3 separate regions of the Mus musculus genome follow, and all the other regions are linked to region 2. A link is a loop called in an ENCODE intact Hi-C map of the cell type or tissue named here. Cell type or tissue: heart. All regions are shown on one strand.

Evidence for each region. Hi-C counts contacts between places; a loop is a spot of excess contacts. Peaks named below come from ENCODE experiments on the same cell type or tissue, not always from the same donor. Only the 100,000 strongest peaks of a DNase experiment are listed, where the experiment ranks them.
Region 1: it touches region 2 in a loop (6-fold over the local background); 13 of 42 quality-filtered maps call a loop at or near these places.
Region 3: a loop joins it to region 2, with 2.7 times the contacts of the local background. A loop is called at or near these places in 7 of 42 quality-filtered maps.

Annotation. Positions count from the first base shown.
Region 1 is chr2:28,972,285-28,980,284 of GRCm38, reverse strand. All of the region lies in intron 3 of Cfap77 (cilia and flagella associated protein 77), which reads left to right. Among named protein-coding and RNA genes, the nearest start is that of Barhl1, 60 kb to the right of the region's middle. In heart, a CTCF peak has its summit at 3,429 (motif pointing right); a DNase peak (open chromatin) is centred at 3,484; H3K27ac peaks cover 317 bases; H3K27me3 peaks cover 4,817 bases.
Region 2 is chr2:29,050,462-29,058,461 of GRCm38, reverse strand. It overlaps Cfap77 (cilia and flagella associated protein 77), which reads left to right and starts at 3,396. Exons shown (of 6, transcript NM_001166705.1): 1 at 3,396-3,648. The coding sequence starts at 3,454. In heart, CTCF peaks have their summits at 4,440 (motif pointing right) and 5,267 (motif pointing right); DNase peaks (open chromatin) are centred at 3,361, 4,011, 4,221 and 5,331; H3K4me3 peaks cover 1,415 bases; H3K27ac peaks cover 702 bases; H3K27me3 peaks cover 2,270 bases.
Region 3 is chr2:28,851,512-28,859,511 of GRCm38, reverse strand. It overlaps Ddx31 (DEAD/H box helicase 31), which reads right to left. Exons shown (of 20, transcript NM_001033294.3): 7 at 4,697-4,741; 8 at 3,276-3,317; 9 at 2,328-2,392; 10 at 657-776; 11 at 418-524. Among named protein-coding and RNA genes, the nearest start is that of Ddx31, 15 kb to the right of the region's middle. In heart, a CTCF peak has its summit at 3,560 (motif pointing left); no DNase peak of the experiment used is centred here.

The sequences.
Region 1 (8,000 bases), 78 kb after region 2:
CGCAACCTAGAGGCACACAAGTCACGTGGGCTGAACCACGGCAAGCAGCAGAATTCCTGGAGAGTGCAAAGACTGAATGCTGGCTGCCCCCCTTTACATGTCCCCCCACGGGTGCACCCCTCTTTGCCAGACATCCCACTAGCTTAGGCTCATGCACCTGACTTTGGATTCCCTCAGTCACTTTTTTGGTGGTGAGGTTTCTACTTCTAAGCAGGAGAGGTGCCTTGTGAGGCAGACACAAGCCTTGGAGCCCAGAAGCAGAGCTCTGAGGGGGTATCTGGAAGACAGGGCCATATGACTCACGGTCACGAGTAGAAGAAGGACAGGAGACAGACAGAGAGCAGGCCACATGACCCATGGTCGTGAGCAGAGGTGGAACAGGGGACAAGACAGAGAGGTTCCCTTGTTCTGTGTAATAATTTTTAAGAAGGAGAGAGGGCTAGGGAGATGGCTCAGTGGGCAGAGTATTTGTTATGCAAGAGTAAAGACCTGGATTTGGATCCCCGGATCCCATGTAAAACTGAACCAACACCTGTACCCGAAGCACTCCCACCGAGCCATGGGAAGCGGAGGTGGGAGGGTGCTGAGGCACTCTGGGCATGAGGTAGAAGGTGATGCCCAACACCTCAGGTCTTCAGATAGGTACCCACCTCTCTCCCCCCGCCACCCCCCCAGACACACACAGACACAGACACACAGACACACACACACATACACACACACACACACACACACACACAGACACACACAGACACACACACACACACACACACACACACACACACAGATTTTTAAAAGTCTGAATGGGTTTGAATGGGTTGCTCCATTCAAAAGAAAGAGGGAGGGGCTGCATATAGAGCCTGGACTCCCTGTGCTTCTAGACAAATCAGAAGCCTGGACAGCGGTGTCGCCATCCACTGGCTGTGCTTCGTGCAGAATCCATGTTCTCCGTGAACCTATCCTCGCAAGACTGGCCTTTCGGGTCTGTCTGTGTGTCCTGGTATCAGAGTGTACATCTACTGCTGGAGGCCAACAGGCGCCTTATAATTTTTTGAGACAACACTGCATGTGCCCCAGGCTGGCCTAGAACTTGCTATGGAGCCAAGGATGACATCACAGCTGTTCTATCATGTCTATTCCTAATCTCTTAGATCACTATGGTCCTGTCTGGGCTTTTCCTGGATCAATGATGCCCTGACCACTTGGACATCCAAGCCGTTTCGCATGCACACAGCTAGCCCCTGCCTTTCTCTTCTGCAGCAGGGTCAGCCTGATGTAGGCCTGAGAGGGAGGATCAAGCCTTATTTCAGGGAGGAATGTGAGGAGGGTTTGTATAGGGTGTGGCCTCAGCTGGGAAGATGTCATCTCTGCCGTCAGACAGCTGTGAAACATTGGGATCCCCCAGCTTTGCCTCACTCTCTCGTGCGAGCATTACAGTCAGGGGGGGAGTTGTCCAGCCTCATCACCAGTACAGAAAGCCACAACACAGATCTCAGCGCATGCTGTAACCTGAGGCCTATACAGAGACATGTCTGGAGGCCAGAAATGGAGCTATTAAAGGCGAGCTTAATTATTGATGCATTTTAACAAGGGCTTCTGGGGGAGGGGGGTGCCCATGCCCTTGCATATCTTAATTGTTCATGCTGCTAATTGGTCCTGTGTTCTCACTAACAGCAAGTCAGAGATATGTAGCCAGGGATTAGCCAGAGCAGGGAGCTGGTGAAGTCCAGGCAGCTGAGGTTCTCCCAGCACCATGCCTGAGAGCCTATGCCACACTCAGCAACAGTCACCAGTGGGTGTCCACCCCTCATCGAGCAAAGGGTGCCCCGATCACAGGCCAGATGAGCTCTTCGTACACCTGTCTGTCACTGTCACTCTTCCTTGTTGGAAACCCTCGTCTGCATCCTCATGAAATGACAGGACAGTTCCAGTGTTTGTGTGTCTGTCTGTCTGTCTTTGTGTATCTGTCTGTCTGTCTATGTTTGTGTGTGTGTGTCTATCTGTTTGTCTGTGTTTGTGTGTGTTGTGTGTGTGTGTCTGTCTGTATGTATGTGTCTGTGTGTGTGTATGTGAGTATGTATGTCAGTGTCTGTGTGTGTCTTTGTGTGAGTTTATTTGTATGTGTGTGTGCATGCACGAATGGGCGTGTGTGTGCATGCATGAATGTGCGCGAGTGTGCGGGCCCCTTTAGAACCTTTATATTTTCATGTTTTCAGAGAGAAGACAGAGGGTCAGAATAGCCAACTAACTTGCCTGGGGCTTCTCTGCAGTGGAGTTTGAATTGGTGTAGCCTGAACCGGGTGACAGGGACAGAAGCACTAGCAGATGGTGACATGGCTTGGGATGATACTGGAGTTTTCCCTGGAGTCAGGACAGCAGGTTGGATTTCTTCAAAGTTCTTAGAACTTCATCTGAACATGAAGGAACTCAGTGAGGTTCCTCGCCCCCATTCCAGGATCACATATCACCTGCGAATCAGCTTAGGAGGGGGAGAAGGTTTGGGGGAGCTGAGAGTTGCAGAGGTCCCTGGTCCATAGGCAGGTGACACGGATGCTCTGTGCTGTGTAGGGTTAGCTCATTGTGCTGAGAGGAGCATGGGAAGTGATACTCCTCAGGATGGCCGGGAGGGAGGGAGGGAGGGAGGGACGGAGGGACGGAGGGAGGGAGTGAGAACACGAGGCTCCAAGGCCTTTCCATTCCCTTTCAGGGGCATAATTCTGTGTGACCAAAAGACCAAAGACAAAGGCTCCCCACCTTCCAGTTCCATCATGGGCTAGGGGCCACGCCACTGCGTGCCGTTTCCTTTCCCTTCCTCTTGTTCCTCTCCTTTGTGAGTTACTGCCAACAGACTCAGACTCTGGGAGGGGACATCCTGAGGCTTCTCCATACAGCCACACCAGGCTTTTGTACATCTCTGTTTCTCCAGGTCTAACTCTAGGCTCTTAACTGAAGAGAGGCCCTCAGTAAAGATGGCAGAGTGGCCACACTGAGATCCAAGTATCGGCCCCGTAGCAATGCTCTCTTCTCAGAGGTCTCGCTCATCCCATTAGTTTGATCTGGGCAGGCAGGTCAGGGAGCTGAAAACTTTGGGATGGAGGGGAAATGACAGCAGGGACTACTTGCTACCTCTGGCTTTCTGCTGGTGCTGTGCTTCCTGTCCTCAGCCATCAGCAGCCGGAGGAGACAAGAGCGCAGAATGGAAGAGGACGCTTCATCGGCAGTTAAATGAATGCTGCTGGCCTGACAGGCCGCGGGAATCTCTCTGCCAAGCTGATTTATTTATCAAGTTTACAGTGGACCCATCAATCACACTGTCTTATTTTGTTTCTGCTGAAGCCAATACCAAAATCCAAGCCAGACACCCAAAGTCCCAGAAGGGCTCAGCTGCAGTCAGCAGGGCCCTAAGGCTTGACGAGGGTCCTGGCTGACCACAAGGGGGAGCCAGGAGATCTGGGGAAGACGCAAGCAGGAGCTAGCTATGCGGAGCGTGCAGTTGTGGGTTGCATCCAGCAAGCCTCACACACACAGTAAACTGCACCTCAACTGCAGGCCAGTTTTCCCTTCTGGCTGCTCAGGCCTCAGAAGACGAAGTCAATGTCAGCGTCATCAAGCACTGCCATTGTTAGGCTGGGGAGCCCTGGCCTATTGTGACATTTGGGGTTCCATCCCCAACACAAGAATGTCATCAGAGCCTTAGTGTCTGCCTGACACACTTTGGTTTTGGCTAAGTTTTATTGGAAAGAAAACACTGTCTAGGTTTGTTTCAGGCTTCCTGACAGTGACTGAAAGCAGAATCTACCCAAGACTCGGAGAAGGCAGGTACTGTTCACTGCTCTCGGGCTCCACCATGGCCTCTCTGCTGATGTGCTAGTGTGCGAGTGGCTAGCATGGTGCTGCCTCATGCACTAACTCCATCTCTTGGCTGTGTTGATAGGTAGAAATGAAGAAAACAAGGCTGATGATCTGCCTGCTGCTCAGTCATACCTGGAGCATCAAGTTAAAAACAATGCCCGGCCGAGCTGGGATCCTGGTTCAGTTGGTAGCTTGCCTGACATCTACAGAACCCCGAGATGGGTAATCCCTAACACTGGGGGAAAGCAGGCATGGTGGTGATACTGAGATGTCCAAGATCATCATCAGCTACGTAAGGAGTTCAAAGCCAGCCTGGGCTACATGAGACCCTGTCTCCCAGAAAAAGGAAGGAAGGAAGGAAGGAAGGAAGGAAGGAAGGAAGGAAGGAAGAAAGAAAAGAAAAGAAAAGAAAAGAAAGAGTGAGAAAGAGAGAGGGGACATGGAGAAAGGGAAGGGAGAGAAAGAGGAGGAGGAGGAAGAAGAGGAGAAGGAATAGGAAAAGGAGGAAGAGGAAGAGGAGAGACTATGTGTGCATTTAGGAGAAGGTCCCCTAGCTGGACAGTAGCCAGCGCAGAGCTGCCAGGACAGCGTGTGGGACAGAGAGAAAGTGACAAGGATGGGATCCTCACGCTGATTGGGAAGAGGTGCGAAGGAGACACCACATCTGGCCTCAACTGAACTCCCTGAAGCCATGACAAAGACAATGGAGGGGATTCAGAGACCCCCCACAAGGGTCACTGAGTCTGGAGGCCACACTCCTGGATGATATTTGCATTGTCTTCCCTCCATGACCCCTGGGTGCTGCAGTGAGCAGCCGACACACTATCTCATTAACTGCCCATCAGTCTAAAGAATGGGAACCAACTTCTCTGCTCTATCACTGGAGAAACGGAGCCTCTGGGTGCAGAGCCAGTTAGTTGGGGGTAGTGCCAGGGTTAAACCAAGCCTCCCTCCGTGGCAACTGTCTGTACACACAGGCTTTTCCAGCAGGCAGAGCAAGACCCTAGGAGAAAATGTTGCTCCTCTCCTGAACTGTTATTTTGGTGACAATTGTGGCTTGGTGCAGTTGTCTGATCCCAGAAGTGCTTGGAACAACATCTTACCAGTTCTCAGCACGACCCCGATGCTCGCTCTGAGGTCCCAGCTTTCCCAGGAGCAAAGTGACTGATACTCTAGGCAGCTCCTGTAAGTGAGCACTGGAAACAAACATGGAAAACTTCTGTTCTCTCATGAAAGGTCACAGGCCACCTAGTGGAAGAGTGAGGGCCCACTCAGGGTCCTCACAGAAGCTGAAGGGAATCCCAGAGGTGGCGGCTCTGGCTAGCATCTGACTCTGTCAGCTGCCCCATCAGGGGTAGGGGTCTCTCTCCTCAGGGCTGCAGGCTTCCGTGAATCTGGATCTCCAGGGACTCAAGTTGAATGGGGCCCACGCTGAGCAGTGGCCTGAGATAAGGTTGCACGTGGGGCTCCTGCCTCTTTGGGGTACTCTCTACTCTCATTCCTCATGGGCTTTGTAGCTAGAGCTGGGATAGAGGCATTTTTCATACTTTGCTATTTCCCCTTTGGCTCTCTGGCTGCCCAGACAGAGATTTATTCCCAGCCTGCTGCTTGCAGTATGGGGAACAGGGGGCCTGTAATGGATCGTGATGCAGCTCCCATGGGGCCTGTCCAGGCCGAGCCCCATCCATCAGGAACTGCTGGGTGCCAAGGTCAGCGCTAACAAGGCTGGCTGCTTCCTCCAGGGGCTTCCCCGCCCCATCCTGTGCCACCAGCTCTGCTTCAGGTTTTCCCAGTGTTAGGCTTCAGGGAGAGCTGGAGCCAGCACAAAGTGGGCTGAGGACCAGCCTTCCAGCTGCTGGCTTCCCCCTGCTCTGCACACCATCTCGGGGGCTGCTGCGGCCTCATGGGCTCAGCTCCCCTGTAACACAAGGAGGCAACTTCCCTGCACACCGCTCTTTATACTGCCCTCGCCCTTCCTGGACGCGGGATCAGTGGCTTCTCTTCTTGTTCCCAGGTGCTAGGAGCCTCCATGGTGAATTTCCCGGCCCTCTGGAGAATGTATTCAGCCATCTCCCTTCCCACTTCAGCCACTGTCACGCTGGGGGCGGGCACCCGTGCTGGGAACTGCTAATGGGATAATTCTGAAGACTGATGTTAACAAGTTCCAAATGACCCCCCAGACAGTCTAAAGGTCAGGGCTGTTGAGTGACAGAGCCGCCCAGTCTGCTGTTAGCTTTTATGTTAGACCCACAAACAATTAGGAAGTAATTTGTGAGCCCAGAGGTCTCCCATCCAATTAGCTCCCAGAGCCCTGCTAGGGCCTGGTCACCGCCTTTCCAGTTGTACACCAGAAAGCCAAAGCATAAGGCGGGAGGTTGGGTGTGGGACTGCCCAGCCCTCCTCAGTTTCTGGGAGAGACAGATGGCCAGCAGGCAAGAGTTCTCTGCAGGGAAGCGCTGAGTGTGATGTGCCTTGGAGAACTGCACATTCCTTGGTTCTGCCCTGGCTGGAGAGTCGGAATCGCCCACCTGCAACGCAGGCACCTCTGCCTGTGTGTAAGTGCGTGTTTGGGTGGCCGACAGCGTACATGTGGAGGCCAAAGACTCAGTTCCTCAGGCTCCATCTACCTCGTTTTCTTGAGGCAGAGCCTCTGACTAGCCCAGGAGACTAAACTGGCTGGCCGTGAAGCCCTGAGGATCTGCCTCTCCACTTCCCCAGAGCCGGGTTGAGTGGAAGCCCCACGCTCAGCTCTTTCCCATGAGCTCTCGAGCTCAAATTTGGGTCCCAGCTCTTCCGAGGCAGGCACTTGATGGGCTCAGCCATCTTCCACTTCTGCCTTCTCTCTGGACACTTCGTATTCTCTCCCCAGTGTCAGCAGACGCCAGGAGACCTCTGATCCAGTCTGATGAAGTGGGCTGGCATGCATTGAAAGAATGAGGGGTGGTGGCCTCTTTCTCAAGCCTATAGGAAGGCTTCTGTGGGCACCAGACACCCCTGCCTTCATCAACCGTTTCTTCCATTTGCGTAAGCCTGTGATAGTATTTCCTGGTTCTGAGGATAGATAGATTACAGGCTGATTTTAAAAGAAATTTAAAAAGCATTTCATGGGTCCCTGAAAATGTGTTGGGACTTTGCAACTTACCTCCTAGGCTGAATGAACACACAGACTCTGCCTCATCCCCACCCAGTGCCCAGAGGTGCATGTGTCAAGGGCCATCTGCCAGACCCTGGGGCTAAGGGCTGCCCACGTGGGCTCTTGTTTCCTTGAAAGCCCCTGATGCTATCTCTGGGGTCACCTCTGGGGTCAGGTTACCTTATGACCCCATCTGACCCTAGTAACCCACCTTCACATACCATCATCCTGTGGGTTTGGGAATCAAGTTTCCTTTTTCTTTGCTTCTTTTAAAATTTATGTTCATTGGTGTTTTGTCCAAATGTGTGTCTGTGTGAGAGTGTGAGACCCTGGAAATGGATGTAAAGACGGTGTGAGCCACCGTGTGGGTGCTGGGGATTGAACCTGGGTCCTTTGGAAGAGCAGCCAGTTCTCTTAACCACTAAGCCATCTCTCCAACCCCTAGATAATCAAGTGTTCAACACAGGAATCTTGGATATGCATTCAAACCATAACCTCCCTTAGAGCTCAAAAGCTCCAAACAGCACCGAATTCTCTGCTCCCACGCCCGGTGTCCACTGCTTAATCTCTGTGGGTTCCATATCCGAATCTCTCACATAATATAAAACTTGATGTGACTTCATCTCTAAATAGCTCTTTGACCCAAATTTTAATGAGCATGAAGTATTTGTGTTGTATAAGAGGTAGAGAGACTCAAGCCGGGCGTGGTGGTGCACGCCTTTAATCCCAGCACTTGGGAGGCAGAGGTAGGTGGATTTCTGAGTTCAAGGCCAGCCTGGTCTACAGAGTGAGTTCCAGGACAGCCAGGGCTACACAGAGAAACCCTGCCTCGAAAAACAACAACAACAATAACAAATAAAGAAAGAGAAAGAAAGGAAGGAAGGAAGGAAGGAAGGAAGGAAGAAAGAAAGAAAGAAAGAAAGAAAGAAAGAAAGAAAGAAAGAAAGAAAGAAAGAAAGAAAGAAAGCAAGAAAGCAAGAAAGAAAGCAAGCAAGCAAGCGGTAGAGACCCAGGT
Region 2 (8,000 bases):
TTCCTGTAGGCCAAAACCCATATGAGTACAATAAAATAAAGCATTTCACAGAAAGAATTCTTTCTTTTTCAAAATTTTATAAATTTAATGTGCATTGGTGTTTTGCCTGCATGTGTGTTTGTGAAGGTGTCAGATCCCCTGGAATTGGAGCTATAGACAGTTGTTGTGAGCTGCCATGTGGGTACTGGGAATTGAACCCAGGTCCTCTGGAAGAGCAACCAATAACCATTGAGCCTCTAAAAAGAATTCTTATTTTTCATATGTCTGCATAATAGACATCATTACTGTACCACATTAAAATCCATGGACATGGAGCAGGAGAGACAGCTTATTGGTTAAGAACACTTGTTTGGGGCTGGCAAGATGGTTCAGCAGGTAAGAGTACTGACTGCTCTTCTGAAGGTCCTGTGTTCAAATTTCAGCAACCACATAGTGGCTCACAACCATCCATAATGAGATCTGATGCCCTCTTCTGGTGCGTCTGAAGACAGCCACAGTGCACTTATTTATAATAATAAATAAATCTAAGAAGAAGAAAAACAAGAACACTTGTTTGCCCTTGCAGGGGACCCAGCACCCACATGGTAGCTCACAACCATCCATAACTCCAGTTCCATGGGATCCAACAACCTCTTCTGACTTCTGCAGGCTTCAGACAAGACATAGGTACATAAACACATGTGCAGGCAAAATACTCATACACATAAAGAAGTCTTTAAAAAGTTTTTATAAAGGAGCTCTGGACACTCAAAGCATCATTACACACACGTTTGTTTAGTGGGGCACTCAGGCATCAGAGGCAAATGGATCTCTGAGTTCCAGGCCAGTTTGGCTTACACTGTGAGTTCCAAGCCAGTTAGGGCTACATAGCTCTCATAATCAGTAGACATAGTGAGGACCTGGCCCTGTCCGAAAGTGCCCTTGACAGTTAATGGTTGTTGGGGACCAGGAGGACTTTATGCCTTAGTGTCAGTCACCCCCACCCATGCTTAGGTCAGCAACCCTAATTGAATTCAGTGGGGCACAAAATAAGATCTGAAAGTGGAAGAGGGACTTGCTGACAAGAAGAGGGAGTTCAGCAATTGGGGAGAGGGAGAAGGAAAAGATATGAACAAAGCTCATTATACACATGCACAAAATTATTAAATGTTTTAAGAAAAATACCCTCAAAAGAAAATGCCCTTTATGCAGGGTGAAGTCTTTAGGGTTTCCAGCAGTTTGAATGAGAATAGCCTCACCTATTTAAACACTTGCCTTCCAGTTGGTGATGATGTTTGGAGAGGTCTAGAGGTGTAGGCCTAGATGAAGTAGGCCACTCACTGGGGTTTAAAAGCCTCCTGCTATTCCCAGTGTTCTTTCCCTCTCCCTCCTGTCCCCTCCCTCCCTTCATCCTGCATGATTGGGGAGTTCAGGATGTGAGGTGTCAGCAAACTTTTCCAGCCACCATGCCTGCCTGCCACAATGGACTGTATGCCTTTAGAACCATCCAAAGGATTGTAAATATGGGCAACATCCTCAGGTTTTTATTGAATCCACTGTATTCAGTTAAAATGACATGCATATGAGTATTTTCTTTCGTATATCTTTGTATGGCATGTATGCACCTGGTGCCTCTTGGAGGCCAGGATTACTGATGGTTGTGATGCATTAACTGGGTACTGGGAATTGAACCCAGGTCCTTGGCAAGAACAGCAAGTCTTCCTCAGTCCTGAACCATTTTTCTTGTCCCCCTGCCCCCCCCCCAATTTTTGACTTTCTGGTAGGATTGAATTTTTTTTAATTAAAAAAAAATTGTGTTGTAGGTTAATAGATCCTTAAGGATAATCTCAGATGCCATTTCCAACTGGGTCTTTATATTTGTTTATTTGGTATGTGTGTGTGTTCATGTGTGCCACAGCATTCTCGTGCAATTCGGGGGACAACTTGGAATGGGTGGGATCTCTTTTCACCATATGGGTCCTGAGAAACAAACTGGGTTGTCAGGCTTAGAGGCAGGTGCCTTCACACCCCGAGCCATCTCCCCGGCCTTATTTTCAGATATTCTTACTCAGTGAACCAAACCTGATGATCTTTTTCAGTTTCCCTCCATTTGATTCCAGAGTCAGACACTATTGATCTAATCCATATTTTTTTTTTCTTTCGAGGTGGGAGGAAGTGTCCAACAGGGAAACTGGCTTGGGACCACCCACTGAATTAGCATTGACCTCAAGCCTAAGAATGCATATTTCTATTGCAGTACGACTGTGTTAGTACCATATCCCAGAGAGAGAGAGAGAGAGAGAGAGAGAGAGAGAGAGAAGAAGAAGAAGAAGAAGAAGAAGAAGAAGAAGAAGAAGGAAGAAGGAAGAAGGAGGAGGAGGAAGAAGAAGAAGAAGAAGAAGAAGAAGAAGAAGAAGAAGAAAGGAAGGAAGAAGAAGGAGGAGGAGAAGGAGGAGGAGAAAGAAGAGGAGGAGGAGGAGGAAGAGAAGAAGAAGAGAAGAAGAAAAGAAGGAGAAAAGAAGAAGAAGAAAGGAAGGAAGAAGAAGGAGGAGGAGAAGGAGGAGGAGAAAGAAGAGGAGGAGGAGGAGGAAGAGAAGAAGAAGAGAAGAAGAAAAGAAGGAGAAAAGAAGAAGAGAAGAAAAGAAGGAGAAAAGAAGAAGAAAAGAAGAAGAGAAGAAGAAGAAAAGAAGGAGAAAAGAAGAGAAGAAGAAAAAAGGAGAAAAGAAGAAGAAAAGAAGGAGAAAAGAAGAAGAAAAGAAGAAAAGAAGAAGAAAAGGAGAAAAGAAGAAGAAAAGAAGAAGAAGGAGAAGGAGGAGGAGGAGGAGGAGGAGGAGGAGAAGAAGAAGAAGAAGAAGAAGAAGAAGAAGAAGAAGAAGGAAGAAGAAGAAGAAGAAGAAGAAGAAGAAGAAGAAGAAGAAGAAGAAGAAGAAGAAGAAGAAGAAGGAAGAAGAAGAAGAAGAAGAAGAAAAGATTCCCTTGGGAGGGAACTGTAACTAGAGTAGGGTAGTTAGAGGGTGGAAGCCAAGGATAAGTGATCCTCTAAAACCTCTTCTCTTTTAACACAACCTAGATTTGATTCTTGGGTTTTTCTATGTTGATTTGAGACAGGTCTAAAAGGTCTCTGTGGTTGCTAAGAATTTCTAGAAAGAAAACCGGAAGCTCTTGAGCTGTTGGCGTCTTGTCACCAAGGAGACGGGACGTTCCATTTTTCCGAAAGGGGTAGTGTAGACACTCTTCCCTCTCTCAGTCTGCTGCGAGGTGCCCAAATCACTCCGAAGAACTGGCGGGGTTTAAGCTTTGGACAGAGGCTCCGCAGGTGGGCGCGCTCTGCTCCGGAGCCTGCCTTGCCGCGAGGTGCACCCCAGGGTCCCCGTGGTGCAGCCCGGAGCGCGCGCTCGCTCGGGGCTGGAGTCCTCAGACAGCGCAGAACTCTGTGGGCTTTGCAGCCAAGGTCTAATCCCGGAGGCCCCTGGGATGCCTGATCCGGCGAAACCCGGGAAAGACCTCACGGCATGGAAAAAGAAGAAGCAGCCCGTGCATCGCACGGTCAGCCAGATCTGCCCGCCGCCCCGACGGCCGCTGACGGTGGTCGACATCCGTACGGGCATGGAGAACGAAAGGCTGGGGGTCGTGCGTGACTCCATGTTTCAGAACCCGCTCATCGTCAAGGTGAGCGCCTGGGCACGATCATCCCCTCCGCGGGCACCGACGCCGCCGATGGGTTCCAGCTGCTGAACTCTCGGGACCCGGGGCCCAGGGTTTGGGCGCAGTGTAGGAAACTTGCTCTGGGTGAAACAGGCCTCCTGGACCCTCTGCAGTCGTAGCCAGTCCAGGAACCTCAGTGTCCTCAAGTGGCACACGTTAGCGGGGTCTTTCCCCACTACTGGGAAAGACTATGGATAGGGCAATCTCTACCGGGCTCGTACCCACAGGGTGACAGACAGGTCTCAGGCACCCATCCATGCCCTTGCCACCCAAGATCCATCTTCCCCAGCACCTCTGGTCTACTATGCAGCAGGTGCTCTGGGACTGACTGTCGGGAAAGTATCACAACACCATCTTAAGTGTGCTGGGGGTGTGAGATTCAAAGCCCTCTAGGAGGCGTGGCTGGCACTTGCGTGGGAGCAGCGTTTATAGACAGATCACTTTCCCTTTCGGTGCTGGTCCTCCGCACTTTTGTCTGTTTTCCTGTCTGGCTAAAAACTACACTTGGGCCGGGCGTGGTGGGGCACGCCTTTAATCCCAGCACTTGGGAGGCAGAGGCAGGCGGATTTTTGAGTTCGATACCAGCCTGGTCTACAAAGTGAGCTCCAGGACAGCCAGGGCTATAGAAAAACCCTGTCTCGAAAAACAAAAACAAAAACAAAACCCAAAAAAAACCTACACGTGGCCGTGGCTCTGCCTCTTTAGGCGCCGGGAGACCGAAAAAGTAAAGTTGAAGTTTAGTGGCGCAAATTTATCTTGTGCCGCTAGAGGGCAGTGTGCTTCTAAAAATTGACCTCGGTTTCCAGGTTCCATAGAGGTATGGGCATGCTGATGGGTTCTTTGACTATAGGCAGACCTATATTGTTAGACCTTTCTGGGCTAATTAATGCTCCCAGGAGGACAGAAGCTAGATACAGGGAACCCATGAAGCAGCATCCTTAGCACTGGCCCCTCTGAGATGTTTCCACAGTGGAACAAGTTTTGCTTACTTCTTGGATTCCTGATCTTAGCAGGTACCTGGGACAGAGAGTTGGAATTCACTGCCTTAGGCCAAGGAGGAAATCAAGGCCTATCAGTGCCTATCAATGGGTGTCCTGATAAAATTCCAACAGTGCTTTTATCTATCTATCTATCTATCTATCTATCTCCCAAATGCTGCCCTCTCCCGACCCCTGTCCTCCCTCGAAGAGTTCCTCTCTCTTCCCCTCCCCTCTGAGAGGGCAGTCCCCCCTCCGTATCTCCCTGCCCTGGTGCATCAAGTCCAACATTGCTTTAATCAGGTGTCACTAGTGTGCAGCTCCTTATATGAGAGGAAGGGCATTATAGAGTCACTTCCACAGTGAATTCTTGTGTAACGTTCACTCCAGGTGGCACATATATAACTGCATGCACTTGTATATATATAGGCCACACATGTGTTATATATTGCTCACTATATGTTTAGCATTTGTATGTAGGTGTATAAACTACAATGTGTGTAAATACAATATGTGAATGCCGCCCCCCTTCCCCTTTGCCTTCTCCCTGGTTAATCAAGGGCAGCATTTGGCCTGTAGGTGGCGCTAACTTAACAGCCTCCAGGAGGAATTCCATCCTTGTTTCTAGAGCTGGAGTTTAGAATGATCATGTTTTTAAAAATATGAGTGATGATTGCTCCACCAGTGGGGTTCTGTTTTCAGGCTGTCCTGGTCCCTGGTGACCAATGGCAGGGGCCACATCCTGATGCGCTTTGGTGACAGGGCTTGGGACACTCTGGTACAAGTGGCACCAGGGGGCAGTCTTTTCCTCCAATTGTTTTTGGTGTTTGAAACTCAGCTAACTGTTAGGATGATGATGTCCGCATTCAGTATTTACCCCTTCCTGTAAGATCTTCCGTCAAAACTCAGCCTGTATAAAAGTTGCCAGAGAGAGAATGTGAAAAAGAAGCCAGCTTCTCCCTGTTGCAGATACTCCTTATAAACCAGTGCATGGGGAAATGTCTGCAAGGCTTTGACGCCAGTTTCTGACAGAGCTGGCTTAAAAGCCACGCCTAAAAGCCCAGCACAACTTTCTCTATGTGAAAAAACAAATTGAATTCTGAAACACGGGGTGGGGGAGACTTAAAGAAAATGGAAATATTACAAGTAGTTAGGGGTTTAGAACATCAAAAAATATGTATACAGTTCTGTCATTTTGATTGAGTTTGATTTATAGGTTCCTTTAAGGGGGTGCCAGTTTTGCTGGCCCCACTGTTGGGGTGAATAGCTTCCTCATCATGTGGGTGCTCTTGGGTCTGAGTGTCTTTGGGGAAATACTGGGAACTGAGGTGTATTTTAGCCTTGTCTGTTCCTGGGCCTAAAGAAGTACATCTCTATGAGAGGAATCCATCACCCTAGAAATATTGACTCTCCTCATGGATAGGTCCCATGATTGTTTGTTTCTTCTCCCTCCCCCCTCCTCTTCTTCCCCTTCCTCCCCCTCTTCCTCCTCTCCCTCCTCCTCTTCTTCTTCCTCTTTCATTTTCTACTTCAAATACAGAGACACTGGCTGAAGAAACCTAACCCCAGTATTTTCTACCCGTGGAATTTACCAGACTGTATCTGCATCAGTTATTCAAAACCATGACTTCATGAAGCCACGGCAACCAGAGGAAAAGGAGAAACCTCAGGTTTGCTAGCAGGTGTTTTATCTATAAACACTCAGCAGCTGGTCTCGTCCTGAAACCCAAGCCAACTGCTGATTTAATGGCAATTAATTGAGTCAAGATGGTGTTTTATGCAACCACAAAAAATAATGTAAATAGTTTTCATTGGCAAGGGCTTCTCCATTGTCAAGTGCTGTGCAGCCAGCCAGCTTTCCTTCCGCGAAACTCTCTGGGAAGCCTAAAATTAAATTGAGAAAGAACCCAGCTTCTCATTTCCCTAGAATCCTGAGACTCAACATAGAATCCTGCCACAATAGCCTTCGAGGCTCCCTCACAAAACCTGTCAGAGCATACCCTTCCCGCCGCAGCAACTTGGCTGATATCCTGTCAATACAATTACGGGGAGAGACGGCACAGTTTGCTCCACTGACAGCTTTGAGTCTTCTGTCGCCCCAGAGAGGCAGGCTGCAGTACAGGGGTGGGATTGACTGAATCCAGCACCCTCGGAACGTACAAATGATCAGGGCACCTGATTTTTTTCATAATTTATTACCGACTTTGTTTTTTTGTTCCTGTGGGGGTTTATGTCACAAATAAGAAGATCGTACATTTGTAAAATAAAGTCATAGAATCAAGCATTTGAGGCTAGTAGGAAGTTTGCTGACATCAAATGTATCTCCTTTTGGGAGGCTTAGGTAGGCCTTCAGCCAGGGCAAGGCACTCATCCTGGGGTGCTCATGTGTCCTGGTATCTGGTCTCCTGACTTACAATCTCATGTTATTTTGGCCACAAGCCATGACTAATTAATCAAGGGCCACCCAGGTTTGTCACATGCCATATAACAGGCAGTCGGAAGTGTTTACAAACGAATCAGATCCCAGCATCCTCTCAGTCAGCATCCCTGCAGAAGTGATCAATACTTTCTTAGGACTTGACAAGAGTCAAGAACTAACTTCTTAAGTGTTTATTAGATGCCTAGAGCCATCCTAAGCTGGGCCGGGGGGGGGGGGCATAGAAACAGGTTCAAAACTCAGCCCCTGCCCACAGGGACTTTACTTAGAGTTTAGCTGGAGAGATGAGATACACACATAGATACGAAGGTACACATAGAATCATACATACAGGCATAGAGGCACACAGAGATACAAACAGGTACACACACGTGACAAAACACAGGCACACATACAAAATAAGTCAAGCAATGTAACAGGTCACCTCCTCTTGAGTTTTTCAGTGAACTACAAGCCTAGAACATTCAGTTTTGGGGACAGGGAGCCTGAGGTCGGTCCATGTCATGGGTGAGGAGCCTGGAGAAGCCAGCCCTCTGTGGAAAGATGTGCCACCCCTGCGGAGATTCTGAGCATTAGGGGCTGTTCACTTCAACTCAAGTTCTAGTTCATAAGACTCGGGGCTGCGCTGAGTTATCATTACCAGCACGGGGAAGTGTTTATCCAGAGCAAGTGTGTTCAAATTGGATGCTCTACAAAGCCAGGCAGGCGCACCATGCCCACTAATAGCCTAACGCCTCTAATAAATATTAATGCTGGCGGGCATAAGCACAGAGACAGAGATGGGCATTAAGAAGGCAGACCGTCCAAAGCCGGTTGCACAAAGATACCCATGTTTTCATTACATGGTGGGAAAAGACTGTGTGTGGTTTGTCTGCCAAAGAGAATATGGCTGTGGTCGCTCG
Region 3 (8,000 bases), 200 kb after region 2:
ACTTTAAAAGTCACACAAATGGCACGGAACTCGTGTTACCTTACTGTGGTCTAGATAATCAACTAAACCACGCATGGCCAGGGAAGCCCTGGTAGAACTGGTGAAGTACTTCTGTTTTCTAAGCCTGGTTTTTAAGCCACCTGCAAAACAATTAAGAATCTCTTGCTATGGTAGAGGAGTCAGAACGTGGACTCTTAATGAAAACTGTGACGACCACATTAAAACTAATGCTAAAATGCTAAGGAGAGGGCAAAGCCACGGCAAGTGCTGGCTGTAGGCCTTTCATGCATCCTAGTGTGTGTGCCAGACTACGGGGGTTCACAGGACCCCCTGGGTATGCAGACAGTGGGGAAAAGCTGTTCCTTCTCCCTAAGAGGGGCACCCACTGCCTCAGTCCACAGCTACTTCTCAACTCACCTTCTGTGAGTGTCGCTGACAGGAGGACATTCTGCCGTTTCTGACACTCAGCATTGACAGCATTCAGAATCACTGTGATGTCCTTCTCAAAACCCAAATCCAAGATCCTGAAAGTTTAAGAGAAGGACTTTGCCCGGTGCAAAGAGGAAATCTGATACTACCAGGCCACAGGTCTGTCCTGGAGATGGCAGGACAAACAGTCCCCTTTCCACTTTCCCTGCTTCCTAGACTAAGCTCACCTGTCTGCTTCATCCACAATCAGCCACCGTATTCGGTTAAAGTGAAGGTTCTTTGTGGATTTTATATGATCCACTAGACGGCCAGGAGTGGAGATAAGGATATTTATGCCTTTTCGGAGTCTGTTTAAATCATATATCATAAAAGAAAGTATGTCAAACAGCATAGCAACAAAAACCACAAGAAACATCCAAAGGAGACAGTCATTTTTTGTCCAGCACAACTGCCACAGCCTCAAATCAAAAGGACAAAGAGGTGAGACTTCACTGTTTTGCGTATAGAACTGCTAAGATGTAAAGATATACGGAACCATAACCCTTACTTTGGAAGGAGTTAAGCATATAACCCAATGCTTTCTATGTGATTCACAGATTCATTAGAACATTCTGCATAGATGGACATCTAGCCATTCCCTTTCTTCTTTTTAAATATCAATTCCTACCCCAAGATAGGTTTTTTTTGTGTAGCCTTGGCTGTCCTGAAACTCCCTCTGTAGACCAGGCTGGCCACAAACTCACAGAGATCTATCTGCCTCTGCCTTCTGAGTACTGGGATTAAAGGCATGCATCTCTACTGCCTGGCAAAAGATTTACTTTTTAAAAGATTTCTACATACTATAATTTTTATGTATATGTGTCAATGTGAGTATATGCCACATGAGCCCCTCCAAACTAGCATATTCTTCAGGCCCTCAAAAAAAAAAAAATCATTAACTTTCTTATTTTCCAAACAACCATAGTCCCATTATTCTATAGAGGGAGATAGAACACAATTTTACTGGGATAGGTTCTCCTGTTTTCATTCAAGTGGGGCAACATGCCTATGCTCTGGCAATGGAATAAAGTATGTATAATCACACATGCACCTCTGCATGGAGGATCTAAGACAATTCTTGTCACTTCTATTAAGAAATTATAGTGCAGTGGCTGAAGTTCCCACAACAACCCTAAGCTATGAGGTATCCTTGCAAGGGGAAGCCTCCACAGGGACACAAAAAAATGCAGGAGTGGGACCTGGACCTGGACCTACTGCTGCTGTTACAGCTGAATTTAACCTGGCCAATGTTTTTAAGTGATAAGCTTTACATTCACTCTCAAGTTGCAGATGACTCAAAGAACTGTGTCACCACTGAAGTGCCATTTACCTACCCGTCTGACAATTTTTAATGACAAGCTCTAATGCAGAGTTGGAAATCAATGCACTAAGAACTTGCTAAACATAAGGAATTTATCATCCTGTTTTGTTGTTGCTGTTATTGATTTTGAATACAGTGTCTTATGTAGTCCAGGCTAGTCTTGAACTCAGTATATAGCTAAGGCTAGGCTTGAAACTCCTCCCAAGTGCTGCCTTGGTTTTAAACATCTAAACAGCAATACCACAAACTCCCAATATACACTAAAAGGAGTCACATGAGGGGGTGTGTACCAAACAAGAGGCCTGTGGGGCACCCAGTGGGTGGGTTTAGCAAGTCACAGTACAGTCACTAACCACATGAAAGGAATCTGTGACAAAAAGCACTGTCTAGAGGTGACTGCTGACCTGGTCTGTCTCTATATGTGGAGACCAAGAGGCATAGTAGCAGAGGAGGCTCTCTCACATGTTGAAGAACCAAGTATTACTGGACAAGACAAGGCAGATTCCAAGAGTAAATAAACAAACCGACTTCCTCCTACCTAGCTTTTTCCGATTTCCTCTTCTCTCCACCCATCAACACTCCAGGAACAATCCAGGTGAATGGCTATATAAAAATACCAGACCACAATCAACATAAAGCCACTTCCCTCGAAGCAGAGCTGATCCTAAGTTCCTAGCAAAAGCCAATCTACAGCAGGGAACACTAAGTGTCTCCAGTATGTGGGGAGTTTCTGTGCAGATGCAATCAGGTGGCTCCGAAGCACCGCCTACAGTTATTACTGCAGTCGAGATCAGAGCTACACAACAGGACAAGACAAATGTGAGCTTGTAAACCGATCCAAGTAGCTACTAGCTCCCATGTTTTTCCTCATGGTATCCAAATAAAAATTATTTCAGTTAAGTTCACTGCCTTGCAGGTAGGGTTGGGGATAAAAACCTAAGCAACACACTTCCCACTCACTGCTAGGCCACAGAAAGGAAAAATAAATCCCTGGTCAACCTTTGTAGGTGCTGAACTTTGGCTCTGCTATCTTCTCTTCCAACCCCCCCGACCCCTTAAAAGTTCTTGATGCTTTCCACTGGTTTCCCGAGGGCTGCACATTCAAGTCACTGCACATGGCTTACTACGAATCAGGGTGAGCTAACACTAACAGTTAACCGCTAGCAACTACCAGCAAGAGTTATTACCTTGCAGCGGTGGCAAATGCCTTTAATCCCGGTACTCAGGAGACAGAAGCAGAGAGAAGAGTTCCAGGATAGCCTGCTCTACATAATGACTTCCAGGACAGCAAAGACTACATAGAGAAACCCTGTCTCAAAAAACCCAAAAGGCCTGCTAGTGAAACCTACCAAGTGCTCTTGGGGAGACCAGAAGCACACTGAGAAGAGGAGACGAGAACCACTCCCACTTTCCTAACAACACAGACATGGCTCTTCCCCTCACAACGTCAGCCAAGAGGGCAGCACTGGCACACGGCTTGTCTTACCTTAAGTAGCTTCTGAACAGTGTCAAAGCTTTGCAGAGCCAACTGTAAGTATGAAGAAGATGGAGACAGTGAGCAGGGTCCCTTGCTTCCTTTGACATTTTTAAAGAAAAGACCATCTGAACGGATCAGGGTGCAACCCTGGACCGCAAGGCTTAGGACAGGAAATCCTACATAGAGAATCTCCCCTGAAAATACCTTCTTAAACTGGTTTGGAATTTGTCAGCTTAGGAAATGAGGGTTAGACATACAAAAAGTAGTGGTCTGTGCTCCCTCTGCTGGCTCAGATTCCTAAAGTGTCACCCAGAGAAGTCCAGTATAAGGCTGGAAGAAAATGAAACTAAGTCAACCTGGTCTTAGCTCTCCACAGAAAGAAGAGCAATGGGCATTAAAGGAAAAATATAACAGTGGCCTGACAGACACTTGGGGAACTTGGCTGTGTCCTAAGATGCACATGGTCACTCCTAAGTTTACAAAACAAAGCCCAGTGGATATAGGAATAGTGAAATTAATCTAGGTGGCAACCACTAAACACCATCAAAACAGCCCTACAGAATTGCGTCCATGGTTACGTGCTGTGCCTACAATCTTTAACATTCTAGGGAAGTGACAGGTTTGCTGCTGTAAACATTTCAATGTGCCTCCCTGCGTGTGCTCCTCCCTGGACAAAACAGAGACAGGGTGGAGAGAACAGACTGTATGAAACGCTGACCAGAGGGGCTGGACAGAGCTCAGCAGTCAAGAACACTGTCTGTTCTTGTAGAGGACACAGGTTCGGTTCCCAGCACTCACATGGACGCTCACAACTGTTTCTAGCTTCAATCCCAGGAGTCTGACCCCCTCTTCCTGTCTCCATGGACAGTGTACACACATGGTTCGCAGACAGACACATAGGCAAAACACTCAAACACATAAAATAAAAATAAATCTTAAAACAAGTCAGAAACAAAGAAAGAAAGCAAAGCTATCTGGAAATCTCCATTTTCCTGAAAGTTCTTTGAGGAAGCATCACCCAGATCTGACAGAAGCAATTTCTATTTTACTTGCATGAAGAAGAGTTTCAATTTAACAACATAGCTTCATTTAACAACAAGGTTCATTTTTAGATCCAAACGTTTTCAGTCACTTTCTTTAAAATACTTGAAGCATAAAAATGCAATTCTTCTAATTCATTTTGAAGGACTAGCAATCTAAGTATTATTAGTGTTTTATTAGACAATGAAGAAATGTTTTCTCGTACCTAGCCTATGATTTTCAAAGAGCACTTAACAAAAGTCAGCAGGATAGTTCCTAAGAAGGCATGTTAAGAAAAGCAGGTGCAGTGATTTGTCTGCAGGGAAGGAAGTAGCGAAAGTGCTTCCAGTCAACAAACAGGTCATCACCTACAGTGCACACAAACTTCACCCTACAGGCATGCTGCTTACCTCTCTGGTGGGCACTAGGACCAAAGCATACGGTCCATCACTGCGCTGTTGACAGAAAAAGAAATGCCAATGAGTAGACGGGCAGGTACAGGCTGAGGTAGGAGAGTCAGAAGGTTTTTAGTTTGAGGCAAGCTCTATGAGATAATGTTTTTAAAAAGAATTAGAAAGTAAATCCCATGAGGACAGATGGAGTTCAGACTGAGATAGATAAAATTTATGGGTTGTTAGCTAAAACCTTCCGAAGCTTTTCTATGGAAGAAAGAGAGGAGATGAGAATGGCCACTACACCGATGATGAAACTATGGTCCCAACAGTCCTGCCCATTCAATCAAACAGGATGAAAAACTGGAAATTGGAAGACAAAATTATAATCACAAGGATATGATGTTATTTTATCTTAGATGGGGGAAACTATAATAGAATCAATAAGGCATTTCAATCAAGTAGCTGAATATAAAATATAAAAATATAAAAATCAATAGCCAACTGTGGCTGGAGAGATAACTTGGAGGTTAAGAGCACTGGCTGCTCTTCCATTGGACCAGATTCAGTTCCTAGCATCTCATGATGGCTCACAACTGTCTACAACTCTAGTTTCAGGGGATCCAACACTCTCTTCTGGCTTCCATGACAATGCACATATGTGATGCACAAGCATACATGCAAACAAAACATACACAAAACAAAACAAAATCAACAAAAAACAATAGCCAGTCAGGCACGGTGGAGCGCATCTTTAAACACAGAACATGAAAGGCAGAGAAAGGTTGTCTGTTATTTTGAGGCCACTGTGGTCACTACACTGAGTTCCAGACCAGCCAGGACTACGTAGCAAGACCCTGTCTCAAAAACAACAATAACAACCTAGTGCATCGAGCAGGAGAGCAATTCATTCTACCCCATGGATGCCCAAGCACACCAGGATTACATACCATGACGCTAGATTCGAAAGAAAGAAAGAAAGAAAGAAAGAAAGAAAGAAAGAAAGAAAGAAAGAAAGAAAGAAAGAAGAACAAACGAACGACCAAAATTCAACAGCCTTCTAACATGAAAAATTAGATGTAATGAAAAGAAAAACTTCACACTTATAATGGCAACATCAAAAGATACAAATATTATATAAAAATATATGAAGTTTATAAGGAATGATGGCTGGTGTTTACAATCCCAGCACTTAGGAACTGAGGAGGGGAATTCTGAGTCTAGTGTAGACCTGGATCACACAGTGGGAAAATTTCAAAAAAAAAAAAGGACTCAATATTAAAAAGTGATGAGGAAGTTATTCTAGATGAAGAACAACTAAAACACACCCGAGGGGCAGAATTTTTTGAAAGGAAAGATGTATTCTCTCCTCGAGAAGAATCAGTATCACCGTGACTGCTCCCTCCCCCTAAATGAGTTCAAACTATAAGGCAGTCCAGTCCTACCAGATGTCCCGGGAAGCCACTAAGACACACTTATGAGAAAACATCCCACATGAAGTGACTTAAAGCTGTAGCAGTCCTAAGGCAGCACCACACATAGAGGTTACAAGAGCAACTTGGGTTTGGAATAGAATCAAATACAGAAAGACTTGTAAAGCATTCGTGTACTGATGGGCCGTGACCAGATACCACACTGCTGGAAGGCATACACAGCAGTAAAACCCCTAACAGATCAATGTTGGCATTAGCTATTAACACAAAACTAATCCCACTTCCAGGAATTATTCCTACACAGCCACATGTGTGTAAAGGAGCTGAAGAATATTTCACAGATGCCCAGAATTGTAACTGTTGTCTGCGGCACAATACTGGACGTAATGTATGAATGCCACTTGCCAATATGGGCAAGGCTCAGTAATTTATGACACTCACATAATGAAAGGCAAAGGAGGAGGAGCAAGGTCAGAGCTACATGAGACCCTGCCACAAAGCAGCAATACAAGCAAGCAGCACAACCAGGTGACACAGTGACAAACTACCCAAGGCTTGACAACAGCAGCACAACTGCAATCCACAAGAACAGGGTGAGGTTGGTCTAGACCACATCCTTATCAAAAGAGGGCAAGTGATAGCATATACAAACACCTGTGTGCTTAGCACAAAGCAGAAACAAAGGACTCCGCATAAAAAGGTGACGGGAAAGTGTGCAATCCTCTTTGATGACTGGGACAGGCCGCCCCTCAGAAGAGACAACCTGCCTGGGGAAGGTGAGGCTTTGGTTCTACCCTATATATCCTTGGAATTCTGTGAATAATTTAATTTTTTTTACACATGTTGTATCTAAACAACAAATAATAAAAACCCAAAGCAATGTAAAGAAGGTACTATAAATCAAGGGAGCCTTCCTCATCAAGGGCTCAGAGAACACGAGCAAGCAACTTGTGAGAGTGAAGTTGGGCTCAACAGCAAATCCAATTAGGGTTTGACTTTCATGTTGTGCACTGGAAACATTTGCTCAGGAGAGGAGGATTTAGAATGTGAAGCAGAGTAGCCTACACTCAACATCAACTTTGTGAGACTACACTGGAGCCCCAGCGAGGAATAGTAAACATGCTAGTACAACAGGATTAATGTGCCACCATGTGATGGTAGGAGATTCTGACATTTCAAAAGGTGTTACTACACAGACAAGAAGAAAGAAACATCAATTCCTCAAAGGCTGTGAGTACATGAAGCAGGATGGATGTGATATTTAAAAAATCAGAGCCAATCCCAAAATAACTGGGAGAGCAGATGTTGAAGGAGCCTACTCACACCAGCCCCTCAGCTGAGAACAAGCGAGGGTCCAAGGCTAGCTGCTTATGGCTTCCAAGTGACATAATTTTATGATGAATTGCAAGGAGCTACACTGAACCCAACTAGAAACAGTGAATTAAACTGAGGCTTACAGGGTTTAGCAGTTAAAAGGCTTGTTGCTTTCACACACACACACACACACACACACACACACACACGGACCTGCACTTAGCCAGTCCTAAGAAGGTCATGTTACTTGTATAGGTTGGTTTTTGTTTTTTGACAAAACTGAGTTTAATCTCAAGGAAACATGAGAAAAAAACCAATTGAGGGGTGCTCTGAAAAATTCCTGCCTGGCAGTGAGTCTTGTGCCTCACTATAATTCTAGTTCCACGCACCTGATATCCTCTTCTCATCTCCACAGGCACTAGGCATTTTGAATAAACATATATGCCAACAAAACACCTGCATGCATACAATGAAATATCTAAATCTAATTAAGAGTTTATAAAAGCTTTGGTTTTTATTTTTTTGAAACAGTCATGATTGTCTAGGTCGCCTGTCTTCTAACTCGCCATCCACCC